6 separate regions of the Homo sapiens genome follow, and regions 2, 3, 4, 5 and 6 are each linked to region 1. Evidence: chromatin contacts called from ENCODE Hi-C or POLR2A ChIA-PET data. All regions are on one chromosome and are shown on one strand. Each heading gives the region's core, a stretch centred on a gene start or an enhancer-like site at or near the end of the contact. The rest is flanking DNA. Distances are from core to core; before and after follow the strand shown.

What was found. Hi-C counts contacts between places; a loop is a spot of excess contacts on that map. ChIA-PET counts read pairs that join two places held with the same protein, here RNA polymerase II (POLR2A). Pooled maps may share reads with other maps.
Region 2: a pooled map shows a loop between it and region 1 (11-fold over the local background). The contact joins the promoter of MRPL43 here to the promoter of LDB1 in region 1. A Hi-C loop is called at or near these places in 1 of 37 single-sample maps with no recorded cell type and 9 of 50 pooled maps. POLR2A ChIA-PET finds 5 or more read pairs at or near these places in 2 of 52 experiments (GM10248 and MCF 10A).
Region 3: a pooled map shows a loop between it and region 1 (7-fold over the local background). The contact joins the promoter of OLMALINC here to the promoter of LDB1 in region 1. A Hi-C loop is called at or near these places in 6 of 50 pooled maps. POLR2A ChIA-PET finds 5 or more read pairs at or near these places in 2 of 52 experiments (HepG2 and PC-9).
Region 4: a loop to region 1 is called in a pooled map, with 5 times the contacts of the local background. The contact joins the promoter of ATP5MK here to the promoter of LDB1 in region 1. A Hi-C loop is called at or near these places in 2 of 37 single-sample maps with no recorded cell type and 6 of 50 pooled maps. POLR2A ChIA-PET finds 5 or more read pairs at or near these places in 1 of 52 experiments (A549).
Region 5: a loop to region 1 is called in a map with no recorded cell type, with 12 times the contacts of the local background. The contact joins the promoter of SLF2 here to the promoter of LDB1 in region 1. A Hi-C loop is called at or near these places in 1 of 168 maps with a recorded cell type or tissue (naive thymus-derived CD4-positive, alpha-beta T cell), 1 of 37 single-sample maps with no recorded cell type and 7 of 50 pooled maps.
Region 6: a loop to region 1 is called in a pooled map, with 6 times the contacts of the local background. The contact joins the promoter of NT5C2 here to the promoter of LDB1 in region 1. A Hi-C loop is called at or near these places in 9 of 50 pooled maps. POLR2A ChIA-PET finds 5 or more read pairs at or near these places in 3 of 52 experiments (OCI-LY7, Panc1 and activated CD4-positive, alpha-beta T cell).

Annotation. Positions count from the first base shown.
Region 1 is chr10:102,118,991-102,121,690 of GRCh38, reverse strand. LDB1 (LIM domain binding 1) reads left to right here and starts at 1,323. Exons shown (of 11, transcript NM_001113407.3): 1 at 1,323-1,605. The coding sequence starts at 1,581. It also overlaps a transcript of PPRC1 not described here. RefSeq lists enhancers at 1-685, 686-1,437 and silencers at 934-1,063, 1,084-1,383, 1,444-1,523, 1,614-1,683.
Region 2 is chr10:100,986,235-100,988,934 of GRCh38, reverse strand. It overlaps MRPL43 (mitochondrial ribosomal protein L43), which reads left to right and starts at 1,438. Exons shown (of 3, transcript NM_032112.3): 1 at 1,438-1,622; 2 at 1,739-1,845; 3 at 1,960-2,666. The coding sequence starts at 1,492. The coding sequence ends at 2,201. It overlaps TWNK (twinkle mtDNA helicase), which reads right to left and starts at 1,392. Exons shown (of 5, transcript NM_021830.5): 1 at 1-1,392. The coding sequence starts at 724. RefSeq lists an enhancer at 1,610-1,679.
Region 3 is chr10:100,372,184-100,374,883 of GRCh38, reverse strand. It overlaps OLMALINC (oligodendrocyte maturation-associated long intergenic non-coding RNA), which reads right to left and starts at 1,308. Exons shown (of 3, transcript NR_026762.1): 1 at 872-1,308. RefSeq lists enhancers at 1-548, 549-1,116, 1,186-1,315, 1,117-1,686, 1,416-1,745.
Region 4 is chr10:103,395,040-103,397,739 of GRCh38, reverse strand. It overlaps ATP5MK (ATP synthase membrane subunit k), which reads left to right and starts at 1,265. Exons shown (of 5, transcript NM_001206427.2): 1 at 1,265-1,331; 2 at 1,708-1,994. It overlaps PDCD11 (programmed cell death 11), which reads right to left and starts at 1,114. Exons shown (of 36, transcript NM_014976.2): 1 at 1,010-1,114. RefSeq lists enhancers at 1-128, 129-630, 1,288-1,537, 1,688-1,777, 1,170-2,002.
Region 5 is chr10:100,911,614-100,914,313 of GRCh38, reverse strand. It overlaps SLF2 (SMC5/6 complex localization factor 2), which reads right to left and starts at 1,351. Exons shown (of 20, transcript NM_018121.4): 1 at 1,064-1,351. The coding sequence starts at 1,203. RefSeq lists enhancers at 1,202-1,251, 1,272-1,341 and a silencer at 1,562-1,831.
Region 6 is chr10:103,192,010-103,194,709 of GRCh38, reverse strand. NT5C2 (5'-nucleotidase, cytosolic II) reads left to right here and starts at 1,438. Exons shown (of 19, transcript NM_001351169.2): 1 at 1,438-1,474. RefSeq lists a silencer at 1,344-1,623 and enhancers at 1,322-2,008, 2,009-2,697.

The sequences.
Region 1 (2,700 bases), core at 74-2,573:
AAGAAAAGCTAGCAGCTGGGGACCCCAGGAGGGAGGGGGTCAACTCTCTACTCCAGGCGGCTCCCCTCCCTTCCCTCCTCCTGGCTAATAGGTATTTCCTGTTTATGAGGCAGCTAAAGCTGAGCTTTTGGGAAGGGATGGAGATGGAGCCCCTCCCCTCCTAGGGCTGGGTTGGGGAGTCCTTGAAGTGTGACTGAAGGTTGGGAGGCTCCTCCCAGGGGAAGGAGTGTTCCTTACATTGACCATCCACATCATCTCCCATCCAACCCCCCACGGCCCACAGCCTCTGCCTCTCTGGGTTAGGGGGCACTGGAGGGGCCTGTTTCCTGTTCTCATCTCCGAAGCCCTCAAAGGACAGCAGCTTCCAGGCAGGGGGGTCGGAGGCGGTGGGGTTGGGCGGTTGGTACGGAGGTGAAGGCACCAAGGCTGGAGAAAGGGGGGAAGGGAAGAGAGTGTCTTGACTGATGCGTCAGTCTGCAAGAAGGAAGGATGGCCTCCTATCGCCCCTCCGTAATCCAATCTGGTGGTCATTCCGCAGCCCCCTCCCCCCAGCAAAACACAGATCCCAAGCCCTTAGGCGGAGGAGGGCGGGGACCCCACTTAATTAACCCTTTTAGTTCTAGTCCCAACTGGTTTCGCAGGCAAAGGAGGAGTGGTTAATTTAGGGAAGGGGTGAGTTGAGGGGTTGCTACAAGAATTAAGAGAATGCTTCTTTACCCATCCAGCCTAGGGTAGGGACGCGAAACAAGGGGCCTCCAGAAGAAGGCTGGCGTCTCAGCAGGGAGCACGGACAGGGGGTCTGCAGTCCCTTTTCCCTCCCGGAGCGCGGCCCGGGGTGGAGAGAGATACACCACACTGCCCACCCCGGCTCCGCCTCCCCCAGCCGCGGCTCCCGCTCCGGCTCAGCCAGACTCCCCATCCGGCGGCACCCGGAGGACGGACACCGAGCGCGCGGCTGCGCCTCCAAGCCCTCCCCTTCGCCCTCCCTCTCTGGGGTCTCTGCCTCCGTCTCCTTTTTTAAAAGCTGCGTCACATGCATGCCGTTCCCCGAGCGCTCCCAGCCCCTCGCCGCCCGCCCGCCGCGCGGCGCACGCACGTCGTCGCTTGCTGCGCGCTCTCCCGGGTCACTTTGACACGGCTCTCCCCTCCCACTAGCAGGACAATTAGCATATTAATAAAGCCCGGCCCTGCCCGGCTTGGGCTGGGGAGCCGGCGCCGGCGCGAGGGAGCGCGAGCGCGAGGGCGGAGAGGGGGGCGCTCGGCGACGGCGGCGGGAGCGCACAGACACGCACACGCACACGCGCACACACGCACACACGGACACACACTCCGCGGACTCACACCCGCGCGCACACACGCAGAGGCCGCTCGCCTTCCTGCCTGGCTTCCTTCCTGTCTGCTCCGCGCCTGACAGGCCCCTCGCCGCAGCCAGGGGCCGCCCGCACCGGGCCGAGGCCGGGCCGGGCCGGCGGCGAGCGCAGCGGGGGCCGCGGGCGGCGGCGGCGGCTCATGCCCGGCCTGTCCCCGCGAGGGGCGGGCACCGTGACTCGGCTGGGCCCCCAGAGGCGGGCGATGTGAAGATGTCAGTGGGCTGTGCCTGTCCTGGTGAGTGGGGCGTGCGGCCACTCGGCCCCTTCCTGCCCAGCCGTCCCTGCGGACCCCTCACCCCGTGTTTGGCGAGAACTTGTGTGGGGGGCGTCGATGGCATGGGGGAAGCCGGGGGCTGGAAGGGCTACGCGGGGCCTCAGGCTGGCGGGTAGCGTTTTCCCCAACTGTGTAAATGCGCAGCAGCCCAGAAACACGGGGAGGAGACGCTGGGGGTGGCTTATGTGTATGTTTTTTTGGGGGTAGGCTAATTGGGGAGAGGTTTGGGGGGGGCTGAAATTCTCAGAATTCCAGGTTGTTAGCCAATCAGAAGTGACTCTGGACTTTTGACCCCCCCCCTCAGGTCACCATAGAGTTGTGATTGGCTGGTTTGGGCTGCCCCCCCTTCCCTGCTGCCCATTGCCTCTTACCTATCCTGTGACATCCCCCCCATGCTGTTTCTGAGGACCCTGTTTGCAGGGAGGTATTGATTGCGGCCCATCTTGCCCCCCACCTTCAACTTTTCCTGCCTGTTGCCAGGGAAGGTTGGCCCTCCTGAGGCACCGGAGGTACTCCTAAGAGGTGCCAGATAATTGGACCCTTGGGTCTGGCATCTCCGCCCTAGTGGGAGGGCAGGCTAGGAAATAGAGTGATTTGTGGAGAGGTAAGCTGGGGGAGCAATACTTGACCCAAAACTGAGAACTTGAGAGAGGACCCAGGCTCAGATCCCTGCCTCCCCAAAACATATCAGCTCTTGCCAGGGATAGCCTAGGTCTGAGTTTTTTTCCTGGGGGGCAGGTGGGGGGGGCGGAGGGCGTCTACCTCACTGCCAGGAGGAAAGAGAGAAGCCATGCGACTGGAGAGGTAGTCTACAGAGGGCCTCACGGCACACTGTCTGTCTCCATCCCCGGGACTCTGGGTCCTGGAATTGGCCCTCCTGCCCCAGACTGGAGTCAGCTTTCTCCTGGAAGTCAGTGTCCCTGAATGTAGCCCGCTTTGGCTACATACTTCACAGCTGGACACCCACCACTCCCCCACAAATCCCCAAGGGAAGCTGCCAGTGCGGAAGCTTCCTTGAAAATCATGTGACCCAGGCCAAGCTGGGCTGGGCACACA
Region 2 (2,700 bases), core at 189-2,688, 1.1 Mb after region 1:
TGGGTCGGGGAATAGTGGTTTCCTCGTAGCTCACTCCATCCCCCTGGCATTTAGCCTCTAGGAGCTTCAGGCCTCGTAATCCTGAGCCCCCAGGGGAGAACCAAGGGAAGACAAGACTGCGAGCAGGTCGCAGATATCGCACACTGAAACGCTTGAGTGTGTCATCTGTAACCTTGGTAAGGCCAAACATTGTATCAGCCAGCTGAACCTCCTCCTGATCAGGCAGCTCCCAGAGAGGTATTGCTCGGTTCCAGATCCTCCGGACCTCCTCGCTGTCCTCAAATTCTGGTGCCTTGCTAAGCAGAAACCCCTCCCTGGCCCCATCCCCTCGCCCCTCCACGCTGGCCTGGAAGTCTTCCCAGCTCCCTTCTGCTAGGCTGGTCATGCAGAGAAAGTGGCCTGTGGTCTTGTCAATGAAGAGGCTGAAGGAAGTGGTAACACCAGTCTGGCCTTTGAGCTGTGAAGACTCTGCAAAGGGGCTCAGTGCCCGCAGGCAACTGTGACCATCCTGGAAGGGGATCCCATGCCCCCGCAAATACTGGCGGATTTCAGTTGCAGTTACAGGCAACACTGGCATATCCAAGGCTTGGAGAGTCTCCTTCCTGTAACGTCTGCGAGGAGGGCCTGGGGCCAAGTTTCGGGGCAGGCCCCTCCGACCCATCCACTCCCCACGCAGGGGTAACAAGATACGGAGGGGGTACCCACTTCGGAGGAGGACCCACATTCCTAGCCAAATGTGGGAAGTCACTACTTGAAATGCCTTAGGTGCCTGGTTAGCGTGCCTTCACTAGACCAAACTCTAGGGATATCCCACGCAGCACTCTGCAGAGCTCACTCTAGGTGCATTCTTTCTCTCCATGAATTTCTCCTCTTCAGCCCCTCTACGTTGCTGCTTCACACATATGCCCATCTACACGACCCTTTCGCGTCCACGTCCTTCTACAATGGCTCCCCCACCTCTATGGTCCGTTAGTTAGTTTCTCTCCGCCACCTCACCTCTATGACCCTCTATACAGTTCCTCACTGACACAGTTTCTTTGCATCATCTTCTCACCTCTACTGCTCCTCCACAGCATCTCCTCGTCGTCCTCATTTCTATAGTCATCTGCATCCTTTTTGTAGTCCCTTTGCCCTAGGCCCCGACTAGAGACCCTCTTCCGCTTCTCCTTCCCCTCACTGGGACCTCAACACGGCGAGAGCACCCAGCACGACTCCCGCCAATCCCCCGGCCCAAAGGAATGCCAGTCTCTATCCTCCCCCGTGTCTTCACTCCGCTCTACTACTCCGAGCTCCGCCGCGCCGGCCCCCAGCCCCAGGTTACCACTTTTCTCTCTCCCACTTCGCCGGCAACGTGAGTCTCCCGCACATGCTACTCGCCTTGACCTCGGAAGCAAAACTCCGGGAGCGGTCGTCCCGGAACCGGAAGCCTCGAGGTTTAGTCCCGCCCCCCTCTCCTCGCTGCTTAGGCTCCGCGGCCTCCAAGCTGTAGCTATGACGGCGCGCGGGACTCCGAGCCGCTTCTTGGCCAGCGTTCTCCACAACGGACTGGGTCGCTATGTGCAGCAGCTGCAGCGTCTGAGCTTCAGCGTCAGCCGCGACGGCGCCTCGTCTCGCGGCGCCAGGTGAGCCAAGGGAAGTGCGCAGGCGCGGGTCGGGGTGGGTGTGGAGGTGGCAACGACTCCCCGGGTAGGTCGCCCCCAGTCAGGGGTCATACTGCTCACTGTCCCGGGTCGCTTAGGGAGTTCGTGGAGCGGGAGGTGATCGACTTCGCCCGACGGAATCCAGGGGTCGTAATATATGTAAACTCGCGTCCGTGCTGCGTGCCCAGAGTAGTGGCCGAATACCGTGAGTGGGGCCGGGCTCGGGCTGGAGGGCGGGATCAGGGGCTCGACCCGCTATCCTCCTTCTCGCTTGGTCGCACCGGCCAGCTTCCACCCACTCTCACCCCTCTTCTGCCAGTTAACGGGGCTGTGCGCGAGGAGAGCATCCACTGCAAGTCGGTCGAGGAGATCTCGACGCTGGTGCAGAAGCTGGCCGACCAGTCGGGCTTGGACGTGATCCGCATCCGCAAGCCCTTCCACACCGACAACCCTAGCATCCAGGGCCAGTGGCACCCCTTCACCAACAAGCCGACCACGTTCCGCGGGCTACGCCCCCGAGAGGTTCAGGATCCTGCCCCAGCCCAGGTGCAAGCACAGTGAAGAGTTGCCCCACCAACTGCAGCCCCAGGCTTTGGACTGTTACTCCGGTAAAGGTGGTTCTTCCCCTTTGGGATTCCAAGCCCAGGCAAATGGAACCCATCAATGGGCAAGTTGACAGAGGTTCTGCTTGGGATAATGAAGAGCTGCCTGTTTCTTTCCAGTGCCTGCTTCTGGGGGCAGTGACCTTGTGAACCACTCATTTTTATGCAAGTGGCATCCCTAAAACCTGAGATGAGGAAGACTTCAAGGGTTTTACAGGGCCCTTGTTTTTTAAATCCAAATTGATAATAATGATCTCAAAACACAGTGAGAGGTCTGAAGGCTGGCTTCTGAAGAATCCCTGATGTCTTATTGGAACAACCACTGAGCTACGGAGAGCTCTGCTGTGATGGGCTAGGCACTTTATATCTGTGTGAATACAGATTTATAAAACAGGTTAATAAACTTATCCAAGGTCACATTTCAGGTCTGTCTTCAAAATGTGTGCATATGTTAAGCA
Region 3 (2,700 bases), core at 59-2,558, 1.7 Mb after region 1:
GGTATGTGTCACCACACCCGGCTAATTTTTGCAGTTTTTGTAGAGTCGGGGTCTCACCATGTTGCCCAGGCTGGTCTCAAACTCCTGGGCTCAAGCAATCCTCCTACCTTGGTCTCCCAAAATGCTGGGATTACAGGCATGAGCCACCGTGCCCTGCCCAAATCTTCTTATTCTATAATTTCTCTTTAGGTCATCAATTTCTCTCCCGATCCACTATAAACCCTTTGGATCTCATCTCTACTTTTCTTCTCGACACCAGATCCTAATTCCCAACTGTCTACTGGGTATTACATCCACAGGGATGTACTTCTTGCAATTCAAATGCCACATGTCAAAAACTGAACTCCTATTCCCTTTGCAAAATCCCTCTGCTTCTCTCTTTCTCTCTCCTTTTTGCTACCTATTTCAGGTAGGGGAAGTGGTGTCCTTCCAGCCACTCAGGCTAGAAACCTCAAAGTCCTCTTCTGATTGCTGTCCTCACTCATCTCACACATCCAGTCAATAAAGTGCTATTGATTCTCCTCCCAAATGCCTCTCAGCTTGTGCCCTTCCTTTCCATTCCCACCGTGACTATCCCAGCTTTTGAGGTCCCATGACTCTTCACCAGAGTGGTAACAATAGCTTCCCAACATCTCCCAGCCCCCATCCCCCCGCTACTCTGCTCTGTTGCCATGAGAGTTAACTTTGCGAAACAGAGAGATTATTTTCCTCTCCTGCTTGAAAATATCTGATGACTTCTTATCACTTACAGAAGCAAGTCTAAACTTTCCACTGTCTCCTCCCACTCTCCCACCACACACCACCTTCCTGCGCCGGTTGCGTCAGCCTCGAACGTTCCTGAACGCTTTGCTGTTCCTGTGCTTTTACTCACGTTCTCCCCAGTGACTGCCCAATCTTTAGTGTGTTTTGCTGACTCCTGGCGCTCTGGCTTTTCCATAAGAGGCGTTTTTGCACGATTGCAGACAGGAATAAAAATGAGCTCTGCCTACTGGGCCGTCCTGGTTAGCAAGGTCTACACCACCTCAAAGGCAGCTATGGACTAAGAGCCCACAAAGAATCTCGGGTTATGAGGGAGGGGCTGGCCGTGGAGACGGCTAAAGCGCCTCATTTGTCTTCCCAGCAGGGAAGCGATGGGACCTCGGCGGGCAGGGAACGCGATCTCCACCCGTCTGGAAAACTCTCTGAGTTCTGGAGCACTGTTCGCGGCCGGACTGAGTGGCATGTCCGCATTTTCCCCATTCCAGGGTAGGGCAGACTGAGGTAGGAGAGCAGAGCCCCGAGGCCGACTCCCCGGGAAAAAAAAAAAAAGGAAAAAAGGCTCCCGCCGACCTGTGATTCACAGGAGCAAGAGGCTGGAAGGACCGCGCCTCCTGATTGGAGCAGACAGAATCAGACAAGCTTGGGGGCCGCTGATTGGCTCCGGCGTGGTCAGGCGCTGGTGGGCTGTTGTAGGTGTAAATAGCTCTTGAAGGCCCGGGTCTGTGACCGGCAGTAACCCCGGCGAGAGTGGGTGGAGAGGGAGGCGCTTCCTCTCCATTCATGTCAGCTGCCAGCCAGGCCCGGGCAGGCCGGCCCTTTAGCGGAGGGGACTGGGCAGGACGAGGCGATGGGTGTCTTCGGAGATCTTAAGCTGGGCTGAAAGTTAAACACTCACCCGCAGGGCTGAGCCAGAGCTGGCACCTTCCACACCGAGCCCCTTCCTATCTGTGACTGTTGAAAAGTTTAATGTGATGTTCTGGGTGAGGACCGAGGCGTTGGAGGTCGCTAGGAGGGTAGTTTTACGGAGTCGCGTTAATGGCTGTAGTGGGTGTACCTTAGTGACCACAGGGAGGTGGCAGCCTGTCCTCTCCTCCTCCTGGTCACCGTATTCTATTTGCGGAAAAGGTAAGAATGGAGGCTTGGATAGTCTTTCTACTAGAGATGCAACTTCTCCCACCCTCTACTCCAGGGGAAAGAGAAGTCTGTGGGGAACTGGCTTTGTAAAAAGTAGGAAAGAGGAAAGGGACAAATGGGTACACGTTAAGAAGAGGGTGACTCTCATACATTGCTGGAGAAAATTTAAAGTGGTGCAGCCACTGGGGAAACAGTTTGATGGTGCCACAAAAGGTTAAATATCAAATTAGCATCTGGCCCAGCAACTCCACTCCTAGATATAAACCCTAATAAATTATAAACGGGTACTCATATTTGCACTCAAATGTTCATGGCAGTGCTATTCACAATAACCAAAAGGTGGAAGCAACTCCAGTGTTCATCAATTGATAAATCAGTAAACCAACTGTGGTGTATTCATACAATGGAATATGAATAGGTAATAAACAGGAATGAAGTACTGATATATGCTCCAATGGGGATGAACATTGAAAGATTATGCCAAGAGAAGGAAGCCAGACACAGAAGGTCATATATTGTACGATTCCATGTATAGGAAATATCCTGAAGTGGTAAATCCACAGAGACAGAAAGCAGACTGATGGTCACCAGGGGCCGAGTGTGGGTGGGAAGATGGGGAATCACTGTTGAATGGGTTCAAGTTTTCTTTTGGGGTGAAAATGTTTTAGAACAAAAGGTAGTGTTTGCACAATGTTATGAATGCACTAAGTGCCACAGAACTGGTCAATTTAAAATGGTTAGTTCGGCCTGGCACGGTGGCTCACACCTGTAATCCCAGCACTTTGAGAGGGTGGGGCGGGCGGATCA
Region 4 (2,700 bases), core at 16-2,515, 1.3 Mb before region 1:
AAAGAAGGCCGGGCACCATGGCTCACACCTGTAATGCCAGCACTTCGGGAGCCCGAGGCGCGTGGATCATCTGAGGTCAGGAGTTCGAGACCAGCATAGTCAACATGGCGAAACCCCGTCTCTACCAAAAACGCAAAAATTAGCCGGGCGTGGTGGCCTGCGCCTAGTCCCAGCTACTAGGCAGGCTGAAGCGTGAGAATTGCTTGAGGCCGGGAGGCGGAGGTTGCAGTGAGCTGAGATCATGCCGCCGCACTCCAACCTGGGAGACAAAGTGAGACTCTGTCTCAAAAAAATTAAAGGAGAAGTTGGGCTTTTTTGTGGAAGACCTTGAATTAGATATGGGTAGTTTGCTTTGGCAAGTCAGAGACTTAAGCAGGGAAAGCGAGAGAACAGTAAGCAAGAAAAATATACTGCAGGCTATAGATTGGACATGAAGAGAGACAGTATTGAAGGCAAGTAAATTCGGTAGAAGGATTCAAATGCACTGTTTCCTGTTATCTCAGTGACAGAAAAAAAAAAAAAAAAAAAGGATTCAAATGCAGTACAGCAGAGAAACCATGAGAACCAGAACTGGGTATAAGTGAAAACAGAAGACAGGAGAGGTTAGTTCTGACAGACACTTGGTAATAAGACTCTACAAGGGCTTTAGACTAAAGAAGTGATGACCGGGTGGGGCCAAGGATATGGAATCAGGGATGGGTATATGATTCATAGAAACAGGAAAGTTTGGGGGGTCTAGTTTGCTGATAATTTCACCCTTAATTTCCTTTCAAGCAAGGGGAAACTGAGGCTCTGAAAAGTAAGGCGATCCAGGGGCACAGAAGATACTTAGGCTACTTTCCGAACACAAAGCCTGGGGTTACAGGGGCTGCTACAACAGAGCCGGCTTCGAAGCGGGGCTAAGGTGGCCGAACCACACTCATCTAGCGTGTGCCTGGCAGGGAACCAGGCCTGGGACAGACCTGACAGCCATGAGGTTTCCTCCTTTTTCGCCTCTGCCTTTACTCACCAGCGCCACGGCGTCTGCACCCAGCTACCACTAACCTCGCGCCGCGGTACTCACACACGCGGAGACCAGGATACCCACAGTCCAGTGCAATTCTTCCGGAAGTGTGGGCGGGCTCAACACCCTACTTCCGTTGCTGTGTTGCGGAGGTGACCTAGAGACAGGAATCGGAAGGGCGGGATTTGGAGCCATAGCCAATCGTCGCATTAGGCCGAATCGCGGGGGCCGGCTAAACGCGTGCGGGGGAGGTGGCTTCTTCCGGCCGGGCCGAGAGGTGGTTACATTCGTTGAAGGACACCAGCTGCGGAATTTGCGGCTTTGGCAGGTGGGTGAAGAGGGGAGTCCGGGCTTGGACCTGGCGCCTGCACGTTGCAGGACCGCCCGCCGTTTCTGGCCGAGGAGCAACTCGAGTTCTTAGCTTTGGAGGAGAGAAACGGTGGGGAATGGGAAAGGAGCTAGAAAAAACGAGGGGCGCAAGGGGGCGGCCAGCGGGTGAGAAGCCTCGAGGTGAGGCGGATAGGTGCGCCCAAGGGCTCCCACAGTTTCCGAAGACCCTTAGATTGCATTCGCCAGTGGAGAAAAATGAGGCCCTCCGCGAAGCGTCCCTCGAGGTCACCCAGTGACGTAATATTGGACGAGGACTAGGGCTTCTGATCCCCATCACCGGCCGAATTAACCTCTTTTCTTCTGTATGTCCATAGCTGTTTGTTCCCACCGAGCTGTGCTTTAGGAAGCTGGCCAGCCGGGCCTCCTTTAGGTGCGCTGCAGCCTTTTTCAAAGCGAGTGAATGTGGCCCGGCCCCTACAGTTCGCCAGGCCCGCTGTAAAAGGGTTAGATTTCAGTCTATAGACGATCAGTGGGAAGGCCTTTCCTAGGAGGTAACCAGAACAGAGAGCTGTAAACTCCGTGAATGCAAGAGGCTGCTTCTGTTACCTGAGTGGTTCTCACTCATCTTTGCCTTCCTTACCTCGTGATCTCACCATTCCAGGTAGGTGTTAAGTTAGAAAGGAAAATAGCAATATCGAGGAACAGAGAAAGTAACAAGAGCTACTGGTCACTTTGGACCTTTAATAAAGTGCCCATCTCACAGGTGGAGAGAGGCACGGAAGGATTAGTTACATTTAAGAGCAGTTAGTGGCCGGGCGCGGTGGCTCACGCCTGTAATCCCAGCACTTTGGGAGGCCGAGGCGGGTAGATCACCTGAGGTCCAGAGTTCGAGACCAGCCTGAGTAGTATGGTGAAACCCCGTCCCTACCAACAATACAAAAATTAGCCGGGCGTGGTGGCGCGCGCCTGTAGTTCCAGCTACTCGGGAGGCTGAGGCAGGAGAACCGCTTGACCCCGGGAAGCGGAGATTGCAGTGAGCTGAGATCGCGCCACTGCACTCCAGCCTGGACGACAGAGCGAGACCTTGTCTCAAGAAGGGCAGTTAGCAACTTAATTAAAACATACCACCGTTTAACAACATTAAATCACAACTAGGAGTCTTACAAAGGGCACTGTAAACACAAGGGTTCCTTTATCTTTGCCCTAAAGTAACCTGCACCGTGCTGAAGAGTGCAGAACCAAATTTTTCGACCTTACTCCATTATCTCACCAGCAACAATCCCGTTCCCCATTTGGCCCTCCATTTGAGCCTCTCAAGAGTCCTCCTCCTTTAAGACCCAGACTAACTTGAGTGATTGATTTCAGTT
Region 5 (2,700 bases), core at 102-2,601, 1.2 Mb after region 1:
ACACACACACACACACAATTATAACAGTTTCACAAACCCTTATCTGAACCTTCTGGGGCCAAATGTGTTTTAGAATTCTGAATTTATCAGATTTTAGGAAGGGGATAACTTGGATGTATTATGGAAAGTCCCCAGTGGGGTCTGGTGCTGCAACCTGTAATCAAATCCACTGACATTTCTCCAGCAAAACATGAATATTCACACTTAATGGGATAAAGACCACAAACAGCCTTACATTAGTTTTAGTCAGATCTGGCTGCCCAGTAAGATGTGGTGCCAAACTTACTGAAAACGTTTTGGTTTTCATAGCTTTCTGGCTTTCAGAGTTAAGATAAGGGATTGTGGGCCTGTACCACAGTATTAGTAACATGAATATTGTTAAAACTTAATACAATTTAACTTAAAATAAAAGACAGTACCAAGTTCGTAGGGAATTTAAACATGTTTTATTGTCAGAGGATGTCATTAGATGAAACTCCCCATCTCATTACATAGCTCCCACAAAATCTTTACAAAAAAATTAGCCTCTTGGAGAGGCGTGAAGTTACTGAAAGAGAAAACACGTCACATTCCAAATCTGCAAGTTCTTTTAAGTATGAACTAGCGTGCACGCTGGACTACAAAGTAATTCGTGGAAGGGATTCCCTCATCACAGGTTACATAATTTCACCCACAACATAGAAAAGGTTTATATTACTAAACCACTAGGATCAGTAGAACTGACAACGTACAGAAAACGATCTAAATATGCATTAAGCAGTTAGGGTCCCGGGTCAAACTCTTGCAAAGGAAAAAAATCACTTTCTTTCTACCTAAGGCGGGTTCTCCGTAGCTGTCCAGGCTGGTGGTCACTAGACCAAGAGCAGCTGCCCAACTACAGAGAAGCAAACTCCAACTCCCAGTAGCCCCTGCGCGGAGGCGGGGCGGGGATTTGCCAGGCCCCGAAATGCCAACGCCTGAGCTCGCGGAGGATGGCGGGAACTGGAAGAGCGGCGGTCTGCAGCCCTCCCCTCATACCCTTGCCCCCGCGACCCGGCCCCTTCTCAAGCCCTCTGCACGGTACCTGTCCCCAGGACTCTCTGTTCTCTTTCCCGCTGCAGCATGGGCGGTACTACCGGGTCTCAGATGGCAGCGCGGGGGCGACGACCCCGGGGCTGGGGATGAGGGGAAACCTGGCCTAGCGGGCATGCAGCGCCTTGTCATGTCGGCGCCGCTGGCGACGGCGGCATGAGCCGTGGCTGGAGAAGTTGGGTGCGTGGTTGCCGTCTTGCTGCTGGGACTCCGGGAGGCTGTCGGAGCAGAGGTGGGCGGCACCCCCTTCTCTCTTCATGGCGGTTCTCTCTTCGGAAGTGACTCCGGCGTGAGCGGGAAGGAACCTGGGGACCAGTAAGGGGCGGGTCTTACTTCATGAATCACGTCTTGATTGGCTGGCACGGTGGTCATTTCGGTGGTGGCGCAATAGGAAGCCGCAGCCTCTCTGGAGAAGGCGGGGCTTGGGGACGGGGGAGGAAGAAACCTCCCCCTCCCACCCCGTCACATGCACTGAGGGCGCGCGCCTCTGGTCCCGGCCGCCTCGGCCTTGGCCGGCGCGCGGGGGCGGAAAGGCGCGGGCAGCAGCTGGCGGACAGCTGACGACACCCGCCTGGTTGAAGGCGAGGGGTGAGGGTTTGCTGAAGCAAACCGGAGCCCGGCAGCTGCCTTCGTTGAGGATGGCCAACACTTGGGCTTCCTGTGTCACACAATTGTGCCTCAGAAATCCGCAGCTGTTCATTACATCGTCTCTTTAACAGCTTAGGCCAAAGTGCCATAATACTGTCACAATTTGCTGAGGGATCTGCACAGCGCGATCCGAAGACTTGTCCATTCTACGACGGTTCTTGTTGAGTGTCAGCGGTAGATTATTTTTTTGTCTTTAAGAAGAAGAAAAAACCCCCAAAAAACTCCATTGGAATAAAGACAGTTGTTAATCCACAAAAGCATTTTGTTTCTCATGAGTTACCATGAAGTCTCTGCAGCCGACTTCCTTGGAGATTTTTTAAAGGAACACAAGGTCAGCTTTCAGTTTTCCATGTTAAGCGTGGGCAGCATAGATAAGTAAAAGCTGCCTGCAATCTCCAACCCTCCTTTGTAAAGGGCTTGTGCTCTGGAGGCTGTTAGCCATGGTTTTCCTTATAAACCGAGAGACTGGTCAGTATCTCTGAACCTCAGCCTCCACATCTGTAAAACGGGCATTTTACTCACTTTTCTGGGTAATTGTAAACCATAAAAGGATAAAACAGTGTACACTGCACAGTTCAGATTCTCTCATGTAACAGGTACAGAGCAAATTATAGTTCCCTTTCTTCCCCAGATAGATTCCTACAGCGAATTTTACTTCTTTACAAAATCTTCCAGAGACAGGTCAAATACTGTTGCAATAACTGTTAACAACCAAAATATCAATTTCAAGATGTCCAAGCTTTAATTGACAGAGTTATTTAATCAGTTGGATGGAAAAAAATCTTAAATGATATAAAATAATTTGGACGGGTCTTTCAAGTTTATTGTATAGAAATTGAACTATTGGCCTGATACAGTTGCTCACATCTATAATCCCAGCAGTTTGGGAGGCCAAGGCAGGTGGATAGCTTGAGCCCGGGAGTTGGAGACTAGCCTGGGCAACATAGCAAGACCCTGTCTCAAAAATAAATTAATTAATTA
Region 6 (2,700 bases), core at 189-2,688, 1.1 Mb before region 1:
GTCTTGAACTCCTGACCTCAAATGATCCACCTGCCTTGGCTTCCCAAAGTGATGGGATTACAGGTGTGAGCTACCACGCCCCGCCACCCTGGCCTTTTTTCAAATGCACTTGGTTTAAAGATTGTGTTATGCCAGCTTCCAACCCCTATTCCTCTTTTCCATATATCCTGAGAAATTTAGAAGGTGAGGGGCCCAAGGTCTATCCTTAGCTGACCTGAAGCGAAGTTGGCTGAGAAGCACAAGAAGGGGTAGAAGTGCTCTGGCGGAGCACTTATTAAAAAGACGCGGAGGTTTTGGTTGACTGCAAGCCCAATATGAGTCAACAGTATGGGTGCCAAGAACTTTATCGCAGGAGTGCAAAGCGATAGGTCCCAAAAGGAGGAAGCTATAGTCCTGCTTTGCTCTGATGATACCACAAACATTTGGTTCAGTCTTGGGTGATGTATTCTAAAGAAATCACAGTCAAATCTACCATTTGCGTGAGAGGGATAAAGACCCTCAAAACCAGGGCAGAGGAGGAACAATGGAAGGAACGGGAGACACTGATGTGGAATGAGAAGACCTTGGGCAGAGGTGATAGAAGTAAAGTATCTGAAAAGTCAAAGGTCCAGGAGAGATTAGACGTTTGTTCTCTGTGGCTCCAAGGCATCGAATTTCGGCCCTGAGAGTGGAAGTTTAGACACATTTTCTCACTGGTGAGAGCTGCTCGGACCAAGGAATTCAGTCCTCTGGAAATAGCTAGCTGCTTTTGCGGAGTCTTCCTGCTGAGTTGCTGGTGGTGGGGTGAACATTTATTGAGTGCTTACTGTGTGCCAGGATCCTGCTGAGGGCCTCACCTATATTGTGTGATTTCATCCCGTCAACACCCTTTGATGTGGGGACTGTTGTTCCCTATCCTGGTGCTACAAATGTGGGCACCAGGTATAGGAGGTCAGGTACCTCGCCCGAGGTTACAGTTTGTAAGTGGTGGTACTGGGACTGGAACTCGTTCTGACAAACTTCAAAGCTGGTGTTTTTAGCCATCAAGGGGATTCGAGGGTGCCATGGGGGTGTGGACGCATGAGGGGCCTTGAGGTCCATTAGACCAAAACATTCTGTGACTGGGAAAAAGGATGCCCTCTCCTCCCAAGGAAAAGCTTCTTCTGAATGAGACACAGTGGAGAGGTTAGCCCAGGGCCAGGCTGAGGGGCGCAGGCAGAATGCCAAGGGATGGAGACCCTCAGAAGGGCAAAGCCGGTGTTCCATCGTTTGAAGATCTCCAGACCCGCGGGACAGACAGACGCAGCGCGGTCAGGGAGCGTCGGCTTCGCCGAACTCTGCGGCGGAGCTGGGGGACGGAACAGCGCGCCGGTCCCTGGCCGGGCGCGAGCAGAGGGGCGGCGCGGGGCGGTGCCGGGCGGCGGGGGCGGGGAGGGCGCGCGTTGAGGCGGCTGCGGCAGTTGCGCGCTGGGATTGTTGCGGTGCGCTGGAGCCGGTGAGTGCGGCGGGCCCCGTGGGCGGGCGGGGAAGGAGCGGGCGAACGGGGAGCTAGGTGGGGAGGTGCGCGGCCGAACACGCGACCCCAGGGTAGCGGCCGCCGCCTGCCCCCGCCCCCGGCCCCCAGGGACCATGGCCCCAAGGCCCCTCTCCTTAGGCCGAGTCCCCGCCAGCGCGCTCGCGGACGCCGCACGCCTCCCAACTCCCTCGGTGCGGCCCCCGCCCCACGGCAGCCCCTTCCTCCGCGCCGCCGCGACGCCTCCGGCCCACGTCACGCTCGCGCCATTGTTTCCCAGCCGCCGGCTCGCTGGGACCCCGCCTCAGCCTCCCAGCGCGGCCGTTCGCCGCGTTCCGCCCTCTTCCCCCCTTTCCTCACGCTGGTGGTAGCCCTTTCCTCAGTCCTGCTGACGTCCTCCAGCTGATTCCAGGCTGTTCCCGGCCACCCCTGAGGCCGTCTTTTCGCTTCTTGTAAAAGCCTCCCCGCCCCCAGAGCTCCTCGGTCGCCTCCCGAGAAGCCAAGGGGCCTCTGGTGGAGCGCCAGGTTGACAGCGTTTTAGCAGGACCGCGAGAAACGGCCAGCTCGTTTGCCACACGCCCGTGTGCAACACTTCCTGGAAAGGTCACAGCGAATTGCAAGCCGCCACAAAAAACATCCGGACAGCTCCTGGTCAGGGGGCTGAGCCGTTCAGTGGCGGCCTATTCTTCTCCTTTTTTCGGGGCTCCTGAAATCGGAGAGGGCGAGATGCCGATCTGAGGCCTGAACCCTTAGTTTAAGAAAAACGTTTTGGGGGTTTGACTCCGGCAGGCCACAGCTTCTAAAAGCAGCAGGTAGAGGCTGCTGTCCGAATCGACGTTTTCCTGGGCTTTCACCTTTAGGGCCTTGATGTTTGAGGGGGGTCGTGCTCTGAAGTACAGCGCCCCGAAATGACTAGTCACCATTACAGGGGGGTGTGTGCGCGCCCGTCCAGGGGCCGATGAGTTCTTCAGGATTGAGCTGTACTTGGTTCCCAGTGTCTGTAGACTATTCATTTCGCCTCTTCAAGCAACGAATGCAAACTACTGACCATAATGTGAAAGGGAGAATATTGAAACTGTGTCATTTACCATGAAAACTTAGTGTTATTGCGTAGAGAAGGCTTTAGGTTTCAAAAATATTTACCACATGGCTTTTCAACAACGGTTAGAATTTATCCAGATGAAGACATCCAGGCCTGAAAGGGTGAA